Linked DNA regions of Mus musculus: all the other regions are linked to region 1. The links are chromatin loops, found by intact Hi-C in ENCODE. Cell type or tissue: left cerebral cortex. All regions are shown on one strand. Region 1 overlaps 4932412D23Rik (RIKEN cDNA 4932412D23 gene). Region 2 overlaps Zbtb20 (zinc finger and BTB domain containing 20). Region 3 overlaps Zbtb20 (zinc finger and BTB domain containing 20).

What was found. A loop is a pair of places that touch in the nucleus more often than their neighbours do. Peaks named below come from ENCODE experiments on the same cell type or tissue, not always from the same donor. Only the 100,000 strongest peaks of a DNase experiment are listed, where the experiment ranks them.
Region 2: a loop joins it to region 1, with 4 times the contacts of the local background. A loop is called at or near these places in 17 of 42 quality-filtered maps.
Region 3: it touches region 1 in a loop (3-fold over the local background); 10 of 42 quality-filtered maps call a loop at or near these places.

Annotation. Positions count from the first base shown.
Region 1 is chr16:42,834,679-42,837,178 of GRCm38, forward strand. The region is part of intron 1 of 4932412D23Rik (RIKEN cDNA 4932412D23 gene); the gene reads right to left. Among named protein-coding and RNA genes, the nearest start is that of 4932412D23Rik, 40 kb to the right of the region's middle. In left cerebral cortex, a CTCF peak has its summit at 1,457 (motif pointing right); no DNase peak of the experiment used is centred here.
Region 2 is chr16:43,167,453-43,169,952 of GRCm38, forward strand. All of the region lies in intron 2 of Zbtb20 (zinc finger and BTB domain containing 20), which reads left to right. Among named protein-coding and RNA genes, the nearest start is that of Gm25873, 42 kb to the left of the region's middle. In left cerebral cortex, a CTCF peak has its summit at 1,201; a DNase peak (open chromatin) is centred at 1,235; H3K27ac peaks cover 181 bases.
Region 3 is chr16:43,591,600-43,594,099 of GRCm38, forward strand. All of the region lies in intron 9 of Zbtb20 (zinc finger and BTB domain containing 20), which reads left to right. Among named protein-coding and RNA genes, the nearest start is that of Mir568, 48 kb to the right of the region's middle. In left cerebral cortex, a CTCF peak has its summit at 1,418; a DNase peak (open chromatin) is centred at 1,407; H3K27ac peaks cover 624 bases.

The DNA.
Region 1 (2,500 bases):
ATTTCCTGGATGTTTTGATTTAGGATCTTTTTGTGTTTTGTATTTTCTTTGATTGTTGTGCCGATGTTCTCTATGGAATCTTCTGCACCTGAGATTCTCTCTTCCATCTCTTGTATTCTGTTGCTGATGCTTGCATCTATGGTTCCAGATTTCTTCCCTAGGATTTCTATCCCCAGCGTTGCCTCACTTTGGGTTTTCTTTATTGTGTCTACTTCCCTTTTTATGTCTTGGATGGTTTTATTCAATTCCATCACCTGTTTGTTCGTGTTTTCCTGCAATTATTTAAGGAGTTTTTGTGTTTCCTCTTTAAGGTCTTCTAACTGTTTAGCTCTGTTCTGCTGTATTTCTTTAAGTGAGTTATTAAAATCTTTCTTGATGTCCTCTACCATCATCATGAGATATGCTTTTAAATCCGGGTCTTGCTTTTCAGGTGTGTTGGGGTGCCCAGGACTAGGTGGGGCGGGAGTGCTGCATTCTGATGATGGTGAGTGGTCTTGATTTCTGTTAGGATTCTGACGTTTGCCTTTCGCCATCTGGTAATCTCTGAAGGTAGTTGTTATAGTTGTCTCTGGTTAGAGCTTGTTCCTCAGGTGACTCTGTTAGCCTCTATCAGCAGACCTGGGAGATTAGCTCTCTCCTTAGCTTCAGTGGTCAGAGTATTCTCTGCAGGCAAGCTCTCTTCTTGCAGGGAAGATACCCAGATATCTGGTGTTCCAACCTCCCTCCTGGAAGAGGTTGTGTTCCACTCACCAGAGGTCTTAAGATTCCGTGGAGGGACCTGTGAGGACCTTGGGGATGTCCGGAAACTCTGCGCGCAAGGAACCCCGGTGCTGGAGTGGACCAGAAGGGACTTATGCCCCTGATCAGGCCTGGTTATCTGTTTCCCTAGTTAATGCAGTTTGAGGTCCTGTGCGATTGGATTGGAGCAGATGCTGTGTTCCACTCACCAGAGGTCTTAGGATTCGGAGGGGGATCCTGGTGGGTCCTTGCGGGTGTCCAGAGACTCTGTAGGCAAGGCACCCCAGTGCTGGGGAGGACCGGAAGGGATTTGTGCCCCTGATCAGGCTGGGTTAGCTGCTTCCCTAGTTAATGCAGTCTCAGGTCCCGCGATTGGATTGGAGCAGACGCTGTGTTCCACTCACCAGAGGTCTTAGGATCCCGAGGGGGATCCTGTGTGCGTCCTTGCGGGTGTCCGGAGACTCCGCAGGCAAGGCATCCCGGTGCTGGAGTGGACCGGAAGGGACTTGTGCCTCTGATCAGGCCGGGTTATCTGCTTCCCTAGTTAATGCCGGATTATTCTTTCTTTAAAATTGCTGTTTTTTAAAAAACAAATGGACCGCATACTTGTCTTTTTTATTATTTAAAGTTCCAAAATTATCATTTCTGTTAAACCAGACAATCTTTTAAATGTAGATTTTATGTTAGAGTAATTTTTTATTTCTGCCAGCAGGTGGAACCCTTTAGATTTATTTTGTCTCAGTGCAAGATAAACGAACTCTCTGTGATCCATTTTCATTTATAAGAATAGTTTTATTTAATGTTTGTTTCTGAAATACGATGAGTACATAAGAATAGTCAACATATATTCCCTACAAAATTTCATCATTAGTGAAACTCCCACTAATATATTTAATTGAACTTCAATTTCACAGACACTTCATCAAATTGCACTGGTCAAAGTGTAAATTCTCAAGATATTCTTTGTATCTCCAATGGTAAGGAAACACATAACCTAAAGGATCCTCCATTCTATAGAATAAGGGTTTGCAAATATTTTATGTAGTCAATTAGTAAATGTTTACATTCTATGAGACTTACTGTGTTTATCAAAACTATCTATTACTATGATGGTTCAAAAACACACAGATAATATGTGGGCAGGTTTAGTCTTTGGACTCTGGTATTTATCTTACCCCTGCTCTTGGCCAGAACGTCCTGAACTTGCTTGTGAATCTGAATCAACAGGATATTTTAAATTTCAGATAGTGCAGTCAGTTCTCCAGAGCATGTGATTAGGCAGGTCTCTGAAAGGACTTGAAGATATGTATCACTAGTAAGTTTCTAAGTGGTGCTGATGTTGTTGGTTCCAGGTACAGATTTTACCCTGGAAACCATACTCTAGGCCATATCATCATTTCTGCAGCTATTTGTTTGTTTATTATCTTTGTGTGTATAGTGTGTGTGTGTGTGTGTGCTCATGCGTGTGTGTATGCTTGTGTGAGTGTCTGAGTCTGTGGATATGTGCCACATAAGTATTGGTATTCAGAAGGGAGCATTGGACTCTCTGAAAGTGGAGTTACAGGTGGTTTTGAACTACCTGATGTGGGTACTGAGAATGGAAGCCAGGACCTCTGGAAGAGCAGCAAGTTCTTGGAATGACTGAGTCATCTCTCCTGGCCTCTGTTGGTTTATTTCTAAAATAGTCTTTAAACAGGTAGAACAGATATCATAACATGAACTTGCAATATTTTCTAAAGAGACAATTTGTGAAGTAATAGAT
Region 2 (2,500 bases), 330 kb after region 1:
TCCGTAGAGTACAGATGCATCTGATATCAAATGGAGAATTTAACATTTTAAACTGATTCATGCATTATAAATGGCTACTATATAACCTTGAAATTTTTTGTCAAAAATATTCAAGCAGATAGATTTTAAAGAGAAACTCATGAGCATAATTCAGGTAAGGGGTAATGAATCGTTAAGTTTAGCTAAATTGGAAGTTCTGGCAAATCTTTGTAATCCAAATCGTCTTCTGAGTTCCACTGCCAAACCTAAAGATGCTAAAGCTACCATATCTGACAGTGTGTGTGACAAGTTTTGCAGGTACCAGAATGACTGGAAGCAGAGCAGAGAATCCTTATTTCACAATGATAAAGTACTCATCTAGTCAGTTTAGGTCTTTAGAGAAATCATGATCTTGTACATGCCATTTCTACTTTTTAATGTGTAAAGATAAAACCATTTTGTCCTTCCTAATATAATAAATATAATAAATGTTAAAAATATGCAACATAGTAATAAACCATTTCTATTTTCTCAATACAGGTTGGGAAATTATATGCTCTATTGAAAGAAGGAATCATTAGAATGATAATATAAATATTAAAATTCAAAAATGCAAGACCATATCTATAGACAAATTCTAGCACAAGCAGTAGATTTTAAAATTTATTGTGATATATAAAAACCATAAAATTATTTTATATGTAAAGAAGAGTCAAGAAATATTGATGGGCTGGAGAGATGGCTCAGCCTTTAAAGGCTAGGCTCACAACCAAAAATATAAGGGTTTGGTTCCCAGCACCCACAGCTGTCTCTCCAGCCACCTTTTTTTGTTGGTGTTGGACACAGCATCCGCACACACAGACTACTAATATCATTTTTAAAAAAAACAGCTGTTAAAAATGTCATCGGTATGTAAAATGAATAAATAAGTAAATGAAAAAAAAGAAAAAGAAAGTAAAAAGGGATTTTGAGTATATGTTCAGTGTTACTGGAATGTCGACCTGGAGACCCCAAAGATCTTCTGAAATCTTATGTATACAACCCATAGAACAAGATGACTACAAGTGAAAGGTTTGGGTTTTTTTTACATCTTTATATCTGTATTGAAGTAGAAGATCTGGATTCCATAATGGAGTCCAATTTATGCTGAAGCAGACTATGTTCTCCAAGCAATACTTGATTTTATTTTTGAAGACTGGAGAACTCATAAAAGCCCAAGAGCACCCTCTAGTGAGACTTTTGTGATAGGCCTAGGGACTTCCTCTTGACCTTCACCATCCCTTTCTAATGACCTTTAATTTTCCAGTGTGTGCACCCTGGCTTCCTACTGTCTGGCCTTAGTGATCAGCAGATCCCAGCGAAGGCGGCAAGCTTGGAAAGTGTCTCCGAGTGAAAGGGCTAGGACCTGGGGTCCATCGTTCTCATGGCTTTGTTTTCACTCATAAAAGACCAGTCAATGGCCAACTAACTTTATTGTCTGTTAAAATGGTTTTCAGAACTAGTTAAGGGAACATAAGCAATAGAAGTCTGTAAATCATTTGTACTCTGAGATCTGCTATAATACAGCCAGGAGCATTTTTGTATTTCCAATATGAGGAATATGGCCAAGGTTATTAAGGTGATTTGGGGGGATGACGACCATGTGAGGAGTAGATAACAAAACTCTAGATTTGACCAGAGTATACCATATACATTTATTTAATGATTAAATTGAATTTTATAAATAATTGATGAGCATTGAAAAATAAATACTTCTAAAATGTAAAGAATGAGTAAATATAATTATATATGTACTCTTGTATTTTAGAAAGATGAATATAAAGAGACTGTCTTAACTGTGTTAGTTTGAGCTGTGAATATGTCATTCACTTAGATTAGTAACTGTTATATAACAATTGATACAAGGTTAATTATTACTTGAATTTATAAACAAGTTGACATAAAGTGCCACCGTTGGAAGGGAACTTAGAGATCTAGATCTTTCCACTTCAGACAAACAGAAGCAAAGCCCTGGTGTACCTAAATGTTAAGCAACTTGGCAAGATGGTTCAAGTGGATAATGGCAGTATTGGGCACAACAGAGACTCCTTGTGCTCATTTTAGTGTCCATATGCTACAATAGCCCCATTATTAAAGAGGCTGTAATGTGATCACATACGCTCATTCTCACTGATTTTGGACAATTCTTCATGCTTAGAGTGAAAGTGTGTGTCTTACTAGTCCCTCTCTTACTCTGTCTCCACTCTTGTATAAGGGAATAAGTTACTTTCTGGGTTGCTTCCAGACAGGAGATAAATCCATGGTTATGTAATGAGATCTCTTTATTCTAGAAACACTGTGCCACACTGTTTACTTGTGACTGACCCTTCAGTCAGATTAATATTCTAGAATTACTAGAAACTGTTCCTGTGAGACTCTGCTTCTGATTCATGTGTTCTGATAGTTTTATCTGTTAGTGTTCACAGAAGTATTATATAATCAAATTTTAAAAGTAATGGGGAAAGCTGTTGGCATTCATTAA
Region 3 (2,500 bases), 760 kb after region 1:
TACAGTCACAGGATGAGAGTGACCCAGCTATTGTGCATTGTTGTGCACTTAACTATTGATTAAGAGCCATAGATTGCTGTCCTGGCAGCAGGAGTGGGTGGTCTTTTACAAGCAAAAACCCTGGTAAGCAAAGCCAGCAAAGGCAAGACCATCTATCTCTGAAAAGCAGTGAATAGCTCAGAGAGCTTCCTCTTTCCCTGATATTATCTGTATAAATTACCAGTTATGGCACAGGATCATGTTGATAATTTATATACCAAAATGACATGCCAAAGAATAATAATTAAGCAGAGATGTACACTAGTGAAAAAATTATCCCAGCGAAGTTTACTTTTGAGAAAGATTAGCTAATTAGCCAAGTATGACATTTGAAGGCAAGTCCCCTTCTACTCTTAATAGTAGCTCTGTCTCCACTTTGAGGAGTTAGCAGGATTGTAGGGCAGAAATATTTTCTGGCGTGAAAAGGAAAGAATTCCTTCATTACTATAAGCAAAGTGAGGAGACAGGGAGAGTTGTGGAAAAGCAGAAAATCAGATCAGCACGCATAGAAAGTGGTTGCAAGAGCATGTCGACCTCAGAGCCCTAGAATGACCAAGCCAGGAAATATTTGTTGGCTGTACAAGCTTTGGCCTTGATTCGTATCTGCCATCAGAGCGAAGTCATCCACAGCTGTGATGCAACCACAGAATGTTATTAATGTCCTCAGCCCCTCTCATATGCAGTCTCTCATCCCAGGAGCCCAGTGTGCCTTAGGACTCTGCTTGGCTTCTCCCAAGACAACCCCATGGAGCATAAACATCTTCATTTATAGATGAAATAACTGGTCCACAAAGGCCCGACTCTGTTCTCTGGCTTCAAATGTGAAATGATTAATAGTCATGATGCTGACCCAGCACGTTGTGCTATTTTTTACATTATTTTGGGCTTCTCAGACAAAGGACATATTTTATCTTTCTCATTATTATTTTTAATTACTTTTCAGAAAAGTCAAGATAAAAAAAAGAAGAAGAATCTAACAAATATCCCATAGAGATATTTGGTATTTTCTCTCTCTCTTTTTGAGAATAAATTAAGATCTTCTCTGCTTCTCTATGCTGGATCTCTGCAGATAGTCACAGTCTCATGCCAGTTTTCAGAGGAATAAGGGCTCATTCTAATGGCTGCATCACAGTCCCTTCTGTGAAGAAACAGCCTTTTAAATTCCTGTCTGGACACTGAATAACTTGTTTTTGGTTTAAAAACTTTTAACAGTTTGACCTGAAAACTTTTAAACATTACTAATATACAACCTGGTTGTGAGTTTAGCAATAAATTTAGACCCAGTATGTGAAAAGCCAAAGAGAAGACTAGTGGCTTTTATTCTCCCTGGTGACCTGCACTAAATGTTGCATATTTACTTTGTAAATGAGGACACCCAGTGGCCAGCAAGTGAAAATATTCTAAACAATCCCCGACACTGTTAACATAAATATAAAGAGCTGTTGTCAGCACCCATTGATAGATAGCTTCTAGCATCTACTACCAAGCACTGGTTTCCCTGGGTCAGGCAAGAGTGGAGCCTGATAATTTTCTACCTCACTTTCCAGACTAGGTGTCTCTTTCCCTTTCATATAAACGTGGCTCGCCATCTTTGGCATCCACTGAATCGTCAGTGGCAGAAGGGCCTAGTAGAATATTTCTTAGGACAGATGAAGTCAGGAAGTTGAGAATAACTTAACAGAGATCAGAAATAATAAACAGATGAGTGTGGTTTAAAAGAAGTGAGGTAAGTTCATAAACCATAAGTTCATGGTGAAGACAGAGCCATGGTTATTAACTAATGAGAGAGTAAGGAAATTAAAAACAAAACCCAAGAGGAAGAACAGATGTGGGCCACCAGGGACTAGAAGGACCTCCTGGAACAACGGGTAGGCTCACCTCAGAGCAAATGAGCCCTGAGCTCCACTTATTCTCAGCAGTGTCTGTACAGTGTCTGTTATGGAGAAGTAACCAAAGAGAACACCTACCCCTTTGGGGGAATGTGTGGGACAGTGTCAGGGATCCAGTTAGCAACCTGTGTTCTTTCAGTTACAGTTAGAGTTGTACTTGTATTTGCAGTAGGTAAGGTAGAGCTGTCTTATGGCTGTAAGACAGGCACAAGGGAAAATGGGGAAGGCATTAACTTACTGTCATTATAAACTATCTAGTATGTGTGTAAAGTACAGCTATATTCTTAAACATTCAAATATGTGAACCATTTCCTTGTTTTTCTTAAGAAAATTAAACCTAAGACTCCTGGGTGACCAGTTTATATAGAAACCTAATGAAGTCTCAAGACTGTCTTCCCCTCCCCAGATTTGTACAAGACATGGGAAATCTAGGGAAGGGGTCACATCCTTGGTCCATAGTGAGCTTTGTAGTTGGCATTGCTTGACTCTCTGATCCTTTTGGCTTCTAGGAACTACTCCACTCTCTGTGGTTATAGATGCCCTCAACATGGAGCCTGAGTCCCTCGGATCAC